2 separate regions of the Homo sapiens genome follow, and region 2 is linked to region 1. The links are chromatin loops, found by intact Hi-C in ENCODE. Cell type or tissue: heart left ventricle. All regions are shown on one strand. Links, peaks and the distances in the headings refer to the core of each region. The heading gives the core; the rest is flanking DNA. Region 1 has its middle 27 kb from the start of MYL10. Region 2 holds the start of LOC124901711 (a long non-coding RNA gene).

Region 1 (8,320 bases), core at 69-8,068:
GAGGGGGTCGCTGTTAAGAGAAACAGCAAATTCCTTCCACCCGTGTGGCTGCTTAAATTGACTCTGGGAGCAGATTCCGTCCTGGCGCTCACTCAAGAATGGCCAAGTCCTTTGAAGGTCTTTCCAGGACGGACCCCAGGGGCTTGGAGCTGGAGGGGCGGCGACTCTCCCAGGGATCCTCTGCTGATCGCAGAAGGGTGGGGCCCCTCCCGGGACAGCGTGGCTGGTGGAGGGACCCTGCCTGGCACCGGCTTCCACCATCACTCTGTTTTTCTGGCAACCCTGGGAGCGGCTGCACCTTTTTCACAGCCAGGACATGGCTGGGGTGGAAGTGGGGACTAGGGGCTGATGGTGTCTTTAGCCTGGGACACCACACTTCAGGGCAATGAAATGTCCTCATGGAATTTCAGGCCTCAGGGGCTGGTGAAGGCATGCGGTGAGGTTCCGAGGGGGTGCCCCCATAGCTAGAGTCTGGATGGAAAATTGTACTCTATGCCTGCTGTGAGCTGAGGCCCGGGCTGGGCTAAGGATTTCAGTCTGACTGGGGGTTGGCTTGGGCCTCCGGGGATCCCAGGGGTCTGTCCGTGTCTGTTTTTCTCTTCCTGTCTCTCTCAAACACAAGGTCTCGCTTGATCAAGGTGAAGTAGAGCCCTGAGAGGGAGGGAGTTTAGGGGAGGGTGGATCCCTGCTGGCCCCGGAGGCCTGGGTTTGCATCCAGGTCTGCCACGGCTAGATGGGTGTCCCTGGGAAAGTCACCAACCTCACTGGGACTCAGCTTCTCCATTTGGAAAATGGAGACAGTGACGATGCCAAGTTTCCAGGCTGCTCTCCTCCTTCAAGCAGGCTAGGCCTGGGGATCCGAGGGTGGACAGAAACACCTCACCAGACCACACTGAGCTTATATCCAGGAGAAGGCCAACGCCATGACCAGTGAGGACATCATGATGCAAGAAGGACTCAAGGTGACAGAGAGGTAGACAGCCAGAGGACAGGCTGTGGTGGATGGAAGAGAGTGGCCCACAACTGTGTGGGCCATGGTAAAGGTTTGGCCCTTGCTGGGTGTGGTGGCTCACGTGTGTAATCCCAGCACTTTGGGAGGCTGAGGCAGGAGGACTGCTTGAGGCCAGGGGTTTGAGACCAGCCTGGGCAACATAGTGAGACCCCATCTCTGAAAAAAAAAAAAAAAAAGCTGGGTGTAGTACTGTGTGCCTGGGGTCCCAGCTACTTGGGAGACTGAGGCAAGAGTATTGACTGAGCCCAGGAATTGGAGGCTGCAGTGAGCTATGATTGTCCCACTGCACTCTAGCCTGGGTGACAGGGCAAGACCCTGTCTCTAAGGAATAAAAAAGGGACACTTTCACTCCATTGGGAGTGACATAACCAGAAATGTGATTTATTAAACCAGGATGACAAATGCCAAGTCAGGAAATGCCTGTGGAGCTGAAGAAGCACAGTGGGGATGCCCTTTTCAGCCTGGAGGGCTTCCTGGAGGAGGTGATAACTTGAAGAATGGGTGGCAGAAATGCAGACAAAGAGGAGATGATGACCAGTCTCCAAATGAAAGATGCTGAAAGGGAGTCTCCTTCCACAATGTTCTCTCCTGGTTGCATCAAGGAGAGATGCTGGATTTGGTGCAGACAGGTCTCTGACCAGCCTACTGCCCTCTTTAGCAAGGGAGCAGACACCAGGCTGAGAGCCTTCCCTAGGCCCCGGCAGCCAGCCAGAATTGAACGGCATTGTTCCGTTTTCATGGTATGCATTTTTTTTTTTTTTTTTTGAGACGGAGTCTTGCATTGTCACCCAGGCTGGAGTGCAGTGGCATGATCTCGGCTCACTGCAACCTCTGCCTCCTGGGTTCAAGCAATTCTTCTGCCTCAGCCTCCTGAGTAGCTAGGATTACAGGCACCTGCCACCACGCCTGGCTGATTTTTGTATTTTTAGTAGAGACAGGGTTTCACTATGTTGGCCAGGCTGGTCTCGAACTCCTGACCTCGTGATCCACCCACCTCAGCTTCCGAAAGTGCTGGGATTATAGGCATGACCCACTGCTCCCAGCCATGGCATGCATTTTTATGCATGTTGTCTGTATGTGGCACAGGGGACTAGCTTTTCATTTTTGATAGCAAGGTTTCTTTTTTATAAAAGCTTTCTTTAAAATAAACATATGTATAGGAGTCGATTTAAGGAAAAAGATAAATGTAAACAATATTTAGCTACAAAAAAAAAAGTCATGAAGGTGAAATGAGAATCACTGAAGTCTGGGAAAAGGCCAGGCGCGGTGGCTCACGCCTGGAATCTCAGCACTCTGGGAGGCCGAGGTGAGTGAATTACCTGAGGTCAGGAGTTCAAGACCAGCCTGGCCAACATGGTGAAACCCCGTCTCTACTAAAAATATAAAAATTAGCCGGGCATGGTGGCACATGCCTGTAATCCCAGCTACTGGGAAGACTGAGGTGGGAGAATCACTTGAACCCAGCGGGGGGCAGAGGTTGCGGTGAGCAGAGATTGCACCAGTGTACTCCAGCCTGGGCGGTAGAGTGAGACTCCGTCTCAAAAAGATAATAATAAAATAAGGCTGGGCATGGTGGCTCATGCCTGTAATCACAGCTACCTGGGAGGCTGAGGCAGGAGAATCACTTGAACCCTGGTGGTGGAGGTTGCAGTGAGCCAAGATTGTACCACTGCACTCCAGCCTAGGCGACAGAGCGAGACTCTGTAAAATAAAATAAAATTAAAAAAAAAAGTGAAGTCTGGGAAGAGCTGAATTCTGAAGAAGAGGCTGTGAGAGATTAATTTGAAGGTGGATGTTCCAGAACCTTCTGGAACACGGGTTCCAGAACTGGTGTAGCTTCACTATACCAGTGTCATCTTCCAGTCTTGAGTCCAAATCTCCTTGAATAAAGAGGCTTGATCCTGGAACCCAAACAGGCAGGGTGAGGCCAGGGAAGTGTGGCTGCTCACAGACAGACGGACACACAGCCTCCCAGCCCCGTGGGAGCTTCTGTGCTGGCACCCGCGTGACGTGGGGTTTCAGGCTAGTAGCAGGTCGTGGGGGCCCCCGAGGCTTCTTAACAGACTATGAGAGGGACTGTGTTGTGCGGGGCAGGTCCTGCCTCCTCTAGGCCCCAGACCCCTTTGTGCCGCCAGGACTCTGGCCTGACGTGGTTGGTGAGCGTGGGCCTGGCAATGGGGCTGGGAAGGAGAGGCCAGCCTGGAGCCGCCCTAATCCGGGTTTAGCTCTCACTTCAAAGCTGGTGGCTTCAGCTTCATTGGAATGTCCAGCCATGGGGGAAGGAGGGACGCGCCTGGCTCCCATCAAGCGCCAGGGAGTCACTGTGGCCTCTTGAGGGCCAGGGTGAGGGGTGGGATGGGGGTGGGGCTGGAGAGCTCAGTGAGGCATCTGGGGTGGGGAGCCCCAGCCCTGCCCCTTATAGCTGTGTGACCTCAAGGCTAGTGGTTCAACCTCTCTGAGCCTTCATATCCCTCATCAGGGAAACAGGGTTAGCGGCACCCCCTCTCCTGGGGCCATATCTGGTGCAGGGCCTGGCCCAGGGCGGGGAGACCCCAGTCTGTGCACAGCCTGGTGCGTCAACGGGCTTTTGCAGCGAGGGCGGCCCTTGTGGCTCCACAGCGCCATCTACTGACAGCTGAGCAGCCTCTCCTGGCTCCGCCTTCCCCAAAGCCTCTGGGGCTTGGGAATCTCTAGATCACAGTCGGCACAAGAGTCCACAGCGCAACTTTGGTGCAGAGAAGACTAAATTCAAGCCCCGGCTGCTTAACCTATTCGATGTTAAGTTTCCTTAAGTAAAAAAAAATAGCAGCAAACACTTAGAGAACAGTCACCGAGCCCCAGGCAGTGTGCACTAACGTGTGTAACCCTCCCAGCAACCCTGAGGAGTACATCCTATTATTATACCATTTGACAGATGAGAAGACTGAGGCCAGAGAGGGTAAGGCACCGAGTCAAGACGCCTACCTGCCTGGCCTGTCCCAGCTCTGCCGCTTACTGACTGTGCGACCTACAGAGCAGCCAAGTGAGTACAGCTGGGGCACCCGCCTTGCACGGCTGCGGGGAGGAATTACACCTGGGAACAGTGGAAACCCTTGGCTCCAGACGCTGTGATCCAGTGACTCCAGCCACCTAACGCTCGGTGCCTCTGTGTCCCCATCTTCAGTGTTTTCACACATCTGTGACGTCTTCGCTCTGAGTTGGTGGCCCCTGCCTGTCCACATGTCCCCAGCAAAGGTCCACGAAGCAATCCTCTATCCAGCCTCAGTCCTGTGTCCTCGGGGGCACTGGAAGGCAGGCAGTTGGCAGGAGGCTGGGGAGGGCGGGATATTCAGGGGGAAGAGACCTTGGTCCTGGTCCCATGTCCACGGGAGGGGACCAAGGAGGGTTGTGTGTCCCGGGCCCTAAATGGAGCGGGACACAGTCATCGGGGACCTCAGCTGTTAGACTCTGATCCACGCCTTTCTCCACATTTGTTCAAAGTGGGTTTCCTCTCCTCGCGGGCTTCCAAGTGTTCTTTAGGTGACCTGACCCAACCACTCACTCAGGAACCTGGGCAGCACCCCCAGGACAATGGGTGGCAGGGGGGTGTCCCTTTCTGTCCCCACCTGTCACTGCCTGGCTGTGTGGTCCCCTCTGCCATCCTTTGTTTCCTGGTCTGCAAATGGAATGACATTATACCTCCAGCCATTTCCACTGCCAGCACTCCCATAACCTTTCCCTCCCTCTCTGCAGCCCAGCCCATCAGGGCATTGGGTGATTCAAGGCTGCAGGTTTGAGGCCTCCAAGCACCTCCAGTGGGAGGCTTGGAGACAGACAAAGCTGTGAAGTTTGACTCCCAAAGTGGGGCAACAAGATTCCTGGCTTCCATGGATAGGGGCGGTAGAAGAGCCAAGGATGGGGCCTCGATGAGGCTCTGGATCCCTGGGACAGCCTGGAGGGACAGCCTCAGGCTCCTGCACCGTCTGGGTCCCACCTGCCCCTTTTCCACACTGCCTCCATTCAGCGAAAGGCCCCTCCTGGAATGCCCTCATCCATTCTGGTAAATACTGGTTCTTCTCCCTCCTGCCCTGCCCAGAACTTCCATCAAGCGGGCAGACGTGAGTCTCCCATAAAAGCTGGAGGCCTGGCCAGATGCAGCGGCTCACGCCTGTAATCCCAGCACTTTGGGAGGCGGAGGCACGCGGATCACTTGAGGTCTGTAGTCCAAGACCAGCCTGGCCAACATGGTGAAACCCCGTCTCTACTAAAAAAATTAGCTGGGTATGATTGTGTGCCTGTAATCCCAGCTACTCGAGAGGCTGAAGCATGGTCATTGCCTTTGGGATGGGATCTCCGGCCAGGCTGGGCCCAGAGCAGTCCTGGCTGGGGACTGAGGACTCTCACTGGCTCACCATCCAGGCAGGCCCTCCTGGACAAGAGCCGTCCCTATGCCCACCTGCCAGTGAGGTTGCCCAGTCCCTGGGTGGCCTGGGCCACCTGACACATGGCCCTCAACAGTCTACACAGCACCTGGACCTCCACTGTGAGGTGGGCCAGGCAGGCTGGAGTACCCATTTTACAGTTGAGAAAGCTGGGATTCAGAGAGAAAAGGCAGCTCTCGTTTGCACACATAGGCAGGAAGTGGCAGGATGAGCCCAAAAGTCAGGGCGGAGGACCCTGGCCCAGCACTTTCCCTACACGCTGCTGTGAAGGCTCACACCCCAGCTCAGATCAGTTTCCGGGGGACTGGGCACAGAAGGCCAGTGACAGAGAAGCCCAGAGCTGGAGCAGGGACTGATTTTTTTGAGCGCCTGTGCTGGATCTGGTAGACGGGGCTTCACGCGGTTGGTCTCTCTAAAATCTCTCTCCAGCCTTAGGGCCGGGCATGGTGGCTCACGCTGTAATCCCAGCACTTTGGGAAGCTGAGGTGGGCGGATCACTTGAGGTCAGGAGTTCAAGACCAGCCTGGCCAACACAGTGAAACCCCATCTCTACTAAAAATACAAAAATTAGCAAGGCACGGTGGCAGACACCTGTAGTCCTAGCTACTCGTGAGGCTGAGGCAGGAGAATCACTTGAACCTGGGAGGCAGAGGTTGCAGTGAGCTGAGATTGCACCACTGCACTCCAGCCTGGGCAACAGAGTGAGGCTTCATCTCAAAACAAAAACAAAAACAACAAACACCTCTCTTTAGCCTTGTGTTGCTGTGCTATTTTGTAGGGGAATAGGTGCTAATATTCCCATTCTGCAGATGAGGAAACTGAGGCTCAGATAAGCTAAGATACTTGTCCAAGGGCCACAACTGCCCACGGCTGTCTGCTCTCGAAGCCTGTCATCTTTCCACTCCAAGGATGTGGTCACACTGCCCTTTCAATTACCAGAGACTTCACTTTGCAAACCACCAGTGGGTGCCTCCTTGGACCAGGCTTATGCTAAGCACTAGGAATCGGTGTGGGCTCACACCCAGCCTCTGTTCTTGAGAAGCTGGGCAGTGGACACATCCATAAACATCCCAGGGCATGGGCTAGGCAGAGTCCCGGGGGCCTGGAGGAGGGAGAAGTCCCGGTTGCTGGGAGATGGGGAGCCATCCAGGGCACCAATGAGCCAGGCCCGCCAGGGCAGGAGGAGCTCCGAGAGGCAGTAGACAGCCTGTTGTCATCACAGTTGTTGGGAGGCCAAGCTCAGCGAGTGATCAGGAGGCAGGACCTGAGCTGAGAGAGGCTCTCAGGTCAGGTGGCAGGACCCGGGTCCTCCGGCCAGAGCAGAGTAGTCATTTCGAAGGCATGGGGAACCTCCCGTGAGGCTTCGGCCCCTGCATGGGTGCTGTGGCTTTGCCTTCCTTTTGGGGAATGGATGGAAGGCCCGTGTTGCCGTCCACAGAGGTGACGACAGAGGCCACTGCTGGTCACAGTGAGAGGCCAGTGTGTGCTCTGTCTTGCATTCCTGCCCCGCGGGTCCTTGGAAAAGCCAGAGACTGCCATCTGGTCTCTATGGGTGGAACTAAGGTCACATGCCAAGAGGGCAGAGGGCAGTGGTTTCTTGACCATCTGAGTTCCATTCCCTCTGGGTCAGTTTTGGCTTCTGGGATCTGCCCTGTGAGCTCACAGAAAAGTACGGACTCCAGCAAGCTGCAGGCCCAGTTACCCTGGGAGATTCCAGCTGAGATGGGGCCTACTACTCCCCCTGGCTGGTCCCTTCCACCAGGGTGCCAGTGGCCACTGGGCAACAAAGCCCAGAAACAAGATGAGCTGGGAGCAAAGTTCCTTTAGCTCCATCCCCCAGCTGGGCCCAGTGTGTGGGGGGCCCAGGATCTGGATGAGAGGGGGTGCCTGCCTGACGTCACCAGTCAGCTTTGCCAAAGCCGACCGACCAGAACACACAAGCTGCTGCTTCCCAGGAAGTGGGGCAGGAGGGGGCTGGGCTGTCCCTGCCACTCCAGGTGCTCGTGCAGGCTCTGGGGCCTGGTTGGGCCTGGGTCTCTTCTCCAGGGTGGACGCTCTGCCCGTCCGCCTGTGCAGTTTCACCCCTACCCAGGCTCCATCTGGGACCCTCTCTGGCCTCAGTCATTGGTCCTTGGAGCAGGGTGTCGGCCAGGCCTAGGATTTGCGTCCTCAGCACAGGGTCATCAAAGCCTTGACGAGGCCCTCCGGCGGCTTGCCAGTTTCCGAGAGGTGAGATCATACACCTGAAAGTGGGCCCGCCCGGCCCTGCGCCTTGAATGGACTTCTTGTTCTCCCAGATCCTGGCTGTCAGCGCCAGGCTTGTCAGCAGGAGGTGACTCTGTTGGCCGTTCCTGCCTGGCCAGAGGCCCTGCCAGAGGCTAGGCGAGGGTGGGAGGCAGCTCAGAGCTGGCCCTGAACAGTCCCTCCAGCTGGGAGGCCCCGTTGTCTCTGCACCCCTTGTCCCTGATAGTGGGGCATGGGAAGGAGATGCCGTATCATAGGGTCTTCCATCGTGAAATCCTAGAAGTGTCTGGTACTCAAATGCTCAGTACAAGCTGCAGGGCCCCTGTATTCAGCAGCTTGGCTCTCATGCCTTCCCGGGGGGCCCAGAGATAAATAAGGCCAATGACTACCCACGAGGTGCACCCAGCCCAGGGAGCAGAATGAGTGGTTGGGTCTCAACGTTACGACCTGGCCAGTGGGATCTTAGAGGCAAGTCCTGTATACAGAACTTCAGAGCATAGAGAAGGGAGGGAATGCAGGCTTAGAGGTGGTAGGCTGCATGAGGAAGGGTTGTCAAGCTGAGCCCTAGTGGAGGAAGATGGGCAGGGGACAAAGATGGAGACAGCTAGTGTAGGCCCTACAGTGGGAACAGTGTGGCCTGGAG
Region 2 (8,320 bases), core at 78-8,077, 640 kb before region 1:
AGGCGGTGGATGATGCTGTTCAAGTTCGCGGCCTTCTTCTTGCGCAGGGGGTTGTCGCGCGAGTCCCGGGCGCCCGCGGCCTCGGGGAGGCCGAAAAGGCTCTGCAGCGAGCTGGGCCTGCGGGGGGCGCTGCTGCTGCTGCTGTTGCTGGGCGGCGGCGCGGAGCTCGGGGCCGCGGGGCCCTCCCCCGGCGCGGCGGCGGCTGAGGTAGCGGCGTCCTCGGGGGCCGCGGGCGCGGCGGTGGCGGTCGCGGAGGCGGGGCTGGGCAGGGGCCCCGGGCCTTCCACGGGGCCTCCCTCGTGGTCGTCGTCGCGGGCGTCGTCCGGGCCCGGGGTCCCCGAGGGCGGCGGCTCCGTCTGCTCCGCCGGCCGCGGCACCTCCTCCCGCTCGGCCTCTCCCTGAGACTTGGGCTCCTCGGTGTCGGCGCTGCCTGGGCCCTCAGTGGCCTCCACGCCGTCGCAGCTGTCGCCCTCCGAGCTGGGCGCCGCCCGGCCGCTGCGGGCCGAGGGTGAGTCGCTGGCGCCCGCCTGGCCCTGACTCCCGGCCTGAATTTCCTCAATGAACAGTTCTCTGCGGATCCGAGACCTACAAGACAACAAGCGGCGGGGACGTGAGGGGGGTGCTGCTGGGGAAAGGGCCTCTGGTGCTACCCCAGCCAGACCCCTCTCTCTGGGGCTCCTGCTCCGTCCAGCCTGGAGGCCCCTCCGTGCCCCTCCAGCGACCCTCGGGCCACGGGGCAGCCCCTCTCCAGAGTCACCACCCACCCCTCCGGGCCTGGCCAGGAGCCATCCCAGGGCTGGGACACCACTCCCCTATTCTCCACTGCAACAAATTGCCGCGGGCACTTATTTTAATTTTTATTTTTTGAGACAGAATTTCCCTGTTGCTGCCCAGGTGGAGTGCAGTGGCTCAATCTCCGCAGACTGCAACCTCTGCCTCCTGGGTTCAAGCGATTCTCCTGCCTCAGCCTCCAGAGTACCTGGGATTACAGTCACCCACTACCACATCCAGCTAATTTTTGCATTTTTAGAAGAGATGGGGTTTCACCATGTTGGCCAGGCTGGTCTCAAACTCCGGACCTCACATGAGCTATCTGCCTTGGCCTCCAAAAGTGCTGGGATTACAGGTGTGAGCCACTGCGTCCGGCCACTTATTTTATTTTTCAAAAACCTTTTGGAAACAAGGCCTTGTTCTGTCACCCAGACTGGAGTGCAGTGGTGCCATCACAGCTCACTGCAGCCTCCAACTACTGGGCTTGAGTGATCCTCCCATCTGAGCCTCCTGAGTAGCTAGGACCACAACTGTGTCACTATGCTTGCTAATTTTTAAATTTTTTAAAGAGATGGAGTCTTGCCATGTTGCCCAGGCTAGTCTTGAGCTCCTGGGCTCAAGCAATCTTCCTGCCTGGGCCTCCCCAAGTGCTGGGATTACAGGCATGAGCCACCACTTCTGGCCAGGGTTCTTATCGAGTGACACGTTTCCTCCATCCCATCCCATCCCGCTCCAACTAGACTGAGAAAGGCAAGGTCCTATTTATTCTTTGTACACCCAGGCCTTGCACTGGCGCCTGGTGTGCAGTAACGAAGGCTGGGTGAGTTCATCAGTGAAACTGCCTGATAACCGCTGCATCCATCAGGACTTCAGGAGAGAGGACCAATTATTGGATAGTGGCCAAAGTGACAATTTTAATCTCTGAGCCACAGAAGGTCAGGTTGGGGGCTTGTGGTCCAGGGTAGGGTGGAATTCCACCAAATTCTGTATTTTTTCTTTCTTTTTTTTTTTTTCCTTTCCTTATTTTACTTAGAGGCAGTGTCTTGCTCTGTCACTCAGGCTGAAATGCAGTGGTGTGATCATAGCTCCCTGCAACCTCCACCTCCCAGGCTCAGGTGATCCTCCTGCCTCAGCCTCCTGAGTAGCTAGGACCACAGGTGTATACCACCATGCCTAAATTTTTAAAATATTGTAGAGACAGGATCTCATGATGTTGCTTAGGCTGGAGTGCAGGGGCAAGATCATAGTTTACTGCAAACTTGACCTCCTGGGCTGAAGTGATTCTGCTGCCTTGGCCTCCCAAAGTGTTGATACTACAGGTATAAGCCACCAAGCCCGGCCAATAAGGCTTTCTGAGGCTGGGCATGGTAGCTCACGCCTGCAATCCCAGCACTTTGGGAGGCTGAGGCGGGCAGATGGCTTGAGGCCCGGCGTTCGAGACCAGCCCGGCCAACATGGTGGAACCTTGTCTCTACTAAAAATACAAAAATTAGCCAGGCGTGGTGGCAGGTACCTGTAATCCCAGCAACTCAGGAGGCTGAGGCAGGAGAATCTCTTGAACCTGGGAGGTGGAGGTTACAGTGAGCCAAGACTGCCACTGCACTCCAGCCTGGGCGACAGAGCAAGATCCTGTCTCAAGGGAAAAAAAAAACAAAGGTTTTCTGGGCTCCTACTCTGCGCCGGGTCCTGTGCTGACTGTGGGGACTCCCCTGGGGAAGATCCTACTGTAGCTTAGCCCAGGGTATTGAACTCTGGTGGGGTGCAGGGGGTTGTGAATCTGCTATGGAGTTATTTGATTCCTGCGTGCAGTGAGCTCTGAACCTTGTCCTGAAAGATTTGTGAGCTCTGGTTCAGAAAGGAAAGGTTCTGAGAAGCCCCCCAGAAGTTCCAAGGTGTGTAAGTCTTTCCCCCTTCCCTGGGGCTACCTTGGGAGCCCAGGAAATGGTGGCTTCTGTGAACAGGTTCCTGGGCGCTATGGCTTTCAAGTTCCTTGGCAGTGAGACTGCTAGTTGGGGTGAAACTCTCCACCCCACCTATTCTGGTTGGGGAGGCGGGAGGCTATATGGGTAGTGAAGGTTTGGTCCCAGCCCGACCCAAAACCAGAGTACAGGCTTTTTGGAAGCAGGCACACTTGGGTTGGATATCTGGCTAAGGTGCTTACTAGCTGTGCAACTTGGAGAAGTTATTTAACCTCATAGCCATAGCATTCTGTGAGAAATAAGAAAATTTCATTTTTCATTTTTTTTTTTTTTTGAGAAGGGAGTCTCACTCTGACGCCCAGGCTGGAGTGCAGTGGTGCGATCTCAGCTCACTGCAACCTCTGCCTCTTGGGTTCAAATGATTCTCCTGCCTCAGCCTCCCAAATAGCTGGGACTACAGGTACGTGCCACGACAACTGGCTAATTTTTTGTATTTTAATAGAGACGGGGTTTCACCATGTTGGCCAGGCTGGTCTTGAACTCCTGACCTCAGGTGATCCACCTGCCTTGGCCTCCCAAAGTGCTGGGATTACAGGGGTGAGCCACCACGCCTGGCTACAACTTCAGTTTTCTTATTTCTTGTCTGAAAAATGTGGAGAATGGTATCTTCCTTGCAGAGAAGTTATTAAGATTAAATAAGGTATTAAATGTATGATGTAGGACCCAAAGTAGCCATTCAAAAAGGGGTCACCCTTCCCCCTATCCAGCCGCTGTTTGTGTGCTGTGATAAGCCCTAAGGCTGGGGTGGGGAGCGGACACCGTTAGGCATGGGGCTTGTGTTTCCATGCTCATGAGCTTGGCCCCTGTGTGCAGACTTTGCCTGTAAAATGGGGCCAGCAGCACTGCACTTGGGTGCTGATGGAGGGACTAATAAGATGATATATCTATAAAACTGTCTGCTCAGGCCGGGTGCAGGGACTCATGCCTATAATCCCAGGGCTTTGGGAGGCCTGGGTGGGAGATCACTTGAGCTCAGGAGTTAGAGACCAGCCTGGGCAAAATAGCAAAACCCCATCTCTACAGAAAAATACAAAAAATTAGCCAGGTGTGGTGGCATGCACCTGAAGCCCCAGCTACTCCTGAGGCTCAGATGGAAGGATTGGCTGAGCCTGGGAGTTCAAGGCTGCGGTGAGCTGAGATTTTGCCACTGCACTCCAGCCTCGGCGACAGAGCGAGACCCTTTCTCAAAAAACCAAAACCAAAACCAAAATCAGAAAACAAACAAACAAACAAAAACCTTTTTGGCTCAGTGCCTGGCACATGCTTTGTGCTCCACAGATGTGAGACATCATCCTTTTTAGCCTAGATTTGTCTCCATATTTCTAAGGAATACTGTCTTCTGGCCTAGAAAGATGAGCTTCCAGGAGCAGTTGTGGTTTTTAGGGAAGTCACACAAGGCTCGCAGAATGCCGTGGCTGCGAGGGTTCAGAATCTGAGTTCCTAACTGGGTGGACCTGTTTTTCCAGGGGAGAGCAGTGTCCTGTGGCATGTTGTTCTGGCAATCTCGTCATCAATCCTGGGTAAATGGTCAGCCTGAGATATGTTTTTTTTTGCTGGGGGACAGGGTCTTGCTCTGTTCCCCAGGCTGGAGTGCAATGGCATGATCACAGCTCACTGCAGCCTCAACCTCCTCAAGTGATTCTCCCACCTCAGCCTCCTGAGTAGCTGGGATCACAGGCATGCACCACCACGCCCGCCTGTTTTTCTATTTTTTGTAGACGTGGTCTCACTATGTTGCCCAGTCTGGTCTCAAACTCCTGGGCTCAAGCAATCCTCCCACCTTGGCCTCCCCAAATGCTGGGATTACAGGCCGTGCCCGGCCCAGCCTGAGATATTTTTAATTGCCTTTAGCCAGAGATATTTCTAATTCCCTTAAAGTGAAAGGATAAGAGGAAATAAAGCTCGGTTTTTTTTTTGAGGGGGCAAAAATTGACACCAAGTGTTACTCCCTGAGGGTTCCAGTGGGACAGGAGAAAAGAAAATCTACTTTTCCTGTTTAACCCCTGAGAAAAGAACGTAAAAAACTACGTTCTTGGTTAGGGATTTAACACATCCAGTGTCGGGAAGCTCTGTCGGGTATAACGGCAGGTTGGTCTGTACAAAGCATTTAGTGAAAGAACCAAAGTGTTGGAGAAGAAACTCAGTCTGCATCTCTGCTCTGCCCTCTGCCCTTGGCCTGCTGGGTGAGTGGTCTTTTTTTATTTTTATTTTTATTTTTTTGAGACGGAGTTTTGCTCTGTTGCCCAGGCTGGAGTGCAATGGCGTGATCTCGGCTCACTGCAACCTCCGCCTCCGGAGTTCAAGAGATTCTCCTGCCTCAGCCTCTAGAGTAGCTGGGATTACAGGCATGTGCCACCACACCGGGCTAATTTTGTATTTTTAGTAGAGGCAGGGTTTCACCATGTTGGCCAGGCTGGTCTCGAACTCCTGACCTCAGATGATCTGCCCGCCTTGGCCTTCCAAAGTGCTGGGATTATAGGCGTGAACCACCAAGCCCGCCCCTGCTGGGTGATCTTAGACAAGCGACTTCATGCTAATTTTGAATGCTCACTTCTCCTTCATTTATTTTATTATTATTATTATTATTATTATTATTATTATTATTATTATTATTTTCTGTAGAGACAGGGTCTCACTGAGGCTGGTCTCAAACTCCTGGCCTCAAACCATCCTCCTGCTTCAGCCTCCCAATGTGGTGGAGTTCCAGGCATGAGCCACTGTGCTCGGCCCCTCGTTTCTCCTTCCACCTGTTTCGTTGCTTATAAAATTCTTCTCTACTCCAATCCTCCTTTCAAGAGCCTGCTCATTTCATACCTCTTCCATGATATTTTTCCAGATCTCTGCAGCTCAAACTCATCTCTTGGATCCCATATTTGACTCAGCCCAGCCTGCTTTGTTGTGGAGTTATTTTTGAAAGGAAGCATTTGTTGAGTGTCTACTCTGGATTCAGACCTGGGATTCATTTATTTTTTTGAGACAGAGTCTCGCTGTGTCACCCAGACTGGAGTGCAGTGGTATGATCATGGCTCACTGCAACCTCCACCTCACAGGTTCAGGCGATTCTCTTGCCTCAGCCTCCTGAGCAGCTGGGATTACAGGCGCACCCCACCACACCTGGCTAATTTTTGTATTTTTAGTAGAGACGGGGTTTCATCATGTTGGCCAGGCTGGTCTCGAACTCCTGGCCTCAAGTGATCCACCCGCCTTGGCCTCCCAAAGTGCTAGGATTACGGGCATAAGCTACCACACCCAGCCCAGACCTGTGATTACTAAATTTTACTTACTAAGTTTTGAGGTCCTACTGGTATTCTTCTTCTCTCCCCTTCTCTATCTTTGCCACAGGTGTACCACTGAATTTGCTAGTGCTAAAATGCACAAAAGAGGCATCCCCACAATGACCGCAGACTACAGTGTGACGGGTATGACTGTCAGAAGACCAGCAAGACAAGCAGCAAACTGAGAAACCCGAGGGTGTGTACCCTGGCCAGGGGGCAGTGACTGCCATGCAGCTGAGGCCTGTTGGGGGACTTGGGAAACAAACGTGGCTCCAGCAGGGCCAGGGAACATACTTTTGGAACTGTTTTGTATAATTGGTAGCATCTATGCCCAGATGGTAACCTAGGGCTTTGCATGTGTCTATATTATAGAAAGCGTTATCACACATGCCCTAAAATGGATGTGAATTGCAGGAGACTTCAAAGTGCACGCATCTCTGTGGCTAGAAAGTAGAGATGGCATCTAGGCGTGGTGGCTCACGCCTGTAATCCCAGAACTTTGGGAGGCCGAGGTGGGTGGATCACTTGAGGTCAAGAGTTTGAGACCAGTCTGGCCAACATGGTGAAACCCAGTCTCTACTAGAAATACAAAAAATTAGCCGGGCATGGTGGTGGGTGCCTATAATTTCAGCTACTCAGGAGGCTGAGGCAGGAGAAGCTTGAACCTAGGAGGCAGAGGTTGCAGTGAGCCGAGATCGTGCTGCTGTACTCCAGCCTGGGTGACAGAGCAAGGCTCTGTCTCAGAAAAAAAAAAAAAAAAAAAAAAGAAAGAAAGAAAGTGGAAATGGGATAGCATGGCACCTGGCAAAGAGAAGCTTCAGGAAACCCCTGTCCACGTTTCCGTTCATTTCCTTCATTCTGCTTCATTACTGTTGAAGTTTCCTTCCAAGTAGAGGGACCTCCACTGTTCTAACTGCTGGCCTCCCTCTGCCTCTGTTTTGATCTGATTGCTAAATTTGGAATGAAGAAACTGGCTGTGCAGCTCCTGGACTTTCTTTTTTTGAGACAGGGTCTGGCTCTATCACCCAGACTGGAGTGCAGTGGTGTGATCTCGGCTCACTGCAACCTCCGCCTTCTGGCCTCAAGTGATCCTCCCACCTCAGCCTCCTGAGTAGCTGGGGCTGTAGGTGCGTGTTACCACGCCTGGCTAATCCTGGATTTTGTCCTTGCGGGAGGTAGCTGGAACACGGGGAGGCCTGTGCGGGGCCAGGGCTGCCATTGTGGGGAAGTTTGCCTGAGTCTAGGGTCCACGTAGCAGGTGCGCTCAGTTCTCACAATGAGCAGCATCTTGTGACTTTGCCTCTATGGGCAATAAAGGTGTGATTTGGACTCTGACCTAATATTTTAGTTTCCCAATTTGTTCAGAGCCTGGGTGGTTTACTGGGCCCCTTTAGGAACTCCAGTGGACCTTATGGGGGAGGGAGGGCCCGGTGAGAGACACAACTTCCCCTCCAGCCTGACTGTGACTTTGTGCTGCCCATGACTGTGTCATGTGCACAGCTGGGAGGGCCCCACTGCCATCGGCTAGACCTACGTAGGGTGACCTTGGTTGAACCAGGAGCACCTACCCCAATGTTATCGTGCCCTAGGGACAATGGGAAGCAGCACCTGAGATGGTCAATGGCAAGGCACTAGCTTAGGGATCTCCATCAGGGCCCTGGAATTCTTGGTTTCTAGCAGCAGAGAGTATGGTTATAGCTATGATCAGCAACTCAGGATCCTTCAGTGGGTTTCCTCCATCTACTCCAAACACTTCATCCCAGTGCACTTTGTTCTACCAAGACAGCACTGGGGCCTGACCTCCTTAGCCCCTCTGAGTTCTATATTTTTCATCTGTAGAATGAAGAGAACTGGCTGGGTGCGGTGGCTCATGCCTGTAATCCCAGCACTTTGGGAGGCCGAGGCAGGCGGATCACTTGAGGTCAGGAGTTCGAGACCAGCCTGGCCAATATGATGAAACCCGTCTCTACTAAAAATACAAAAATTAGCCAGGCGTGGTGGTGCACACCTGTAGTCTCAGCCACTCAGGAGGCTGAGGCAGGAGAGTCGCTTGAACCTGGGAGAAGGAGGCTGCAGTGAGCCGAGATCGTGCCACTGCACTCCAACCTGGGCGACAGAGCAAGGCTCCGTCTCAAACAACAACAACAACAAAAAAGGAATGACAAGAATAAGGTATCTCATATACATTTGTGAGCTGTGAGGATTAAGTGATATAACTCGGTGAAATACTTAGCTCAGAATCTGAGATCTAGAAGATGCTCAATCTGTCTTCATTAACTCATGAACTTTCCCAAA

What was found. Peaks named below come from ENCODE experiments on the same cell type or tissue, not always from the same donor. Only the 100,000 strongest peaks of a DNase experiment are listed, where the experiment ranks them.
Region 2: it touches region 1 in a loop (2.3-fold over the local background); 53 of 110 quality-filtered maps call a loop at or near these places.

The regions. Positions count from the first base shown.
Region 1 is chr7:101,597,905-101,606,224 of GRCh38, reverse strand. No RefSeq gene overlaps it. Among named protein-coding and RNA genes, the nearest start is that of MYL10, 27 kb to the left of the region's middle. RefSeq lists a silencer at 3,496-3,555 and enhancers at 6,117-7,044, 7,045-7,973. In heart left ventricle, for the core only: CTCF peaks have their summits at 3,426 and 3,633 (motif pointing left); DNase peaks (open chromatin) are centred at 3,634 and 7,693; H3K27me3 peaks cover 626 bases.
Region 2 is chr7:102,240,677-102,248,996 of GRCh38, reverse strand. CUX1 (cut like homeobox 1) reads right to left here. Exons shown (of 24, transcript NM_181552.4): 24 at 1-585. It overlaps LOC124901711 (a long non-coding RNA gene), which reads left to right and starts at 1,625. Exons shown (of 3, transcript XR_007060458.1): 1 at 1,625-1,706; 2 at 6,093-6,221. In heart left ventricle, for the core only: no CTCF peak of the experiment used is centred there; no DNase peak of the experiment used is centred there.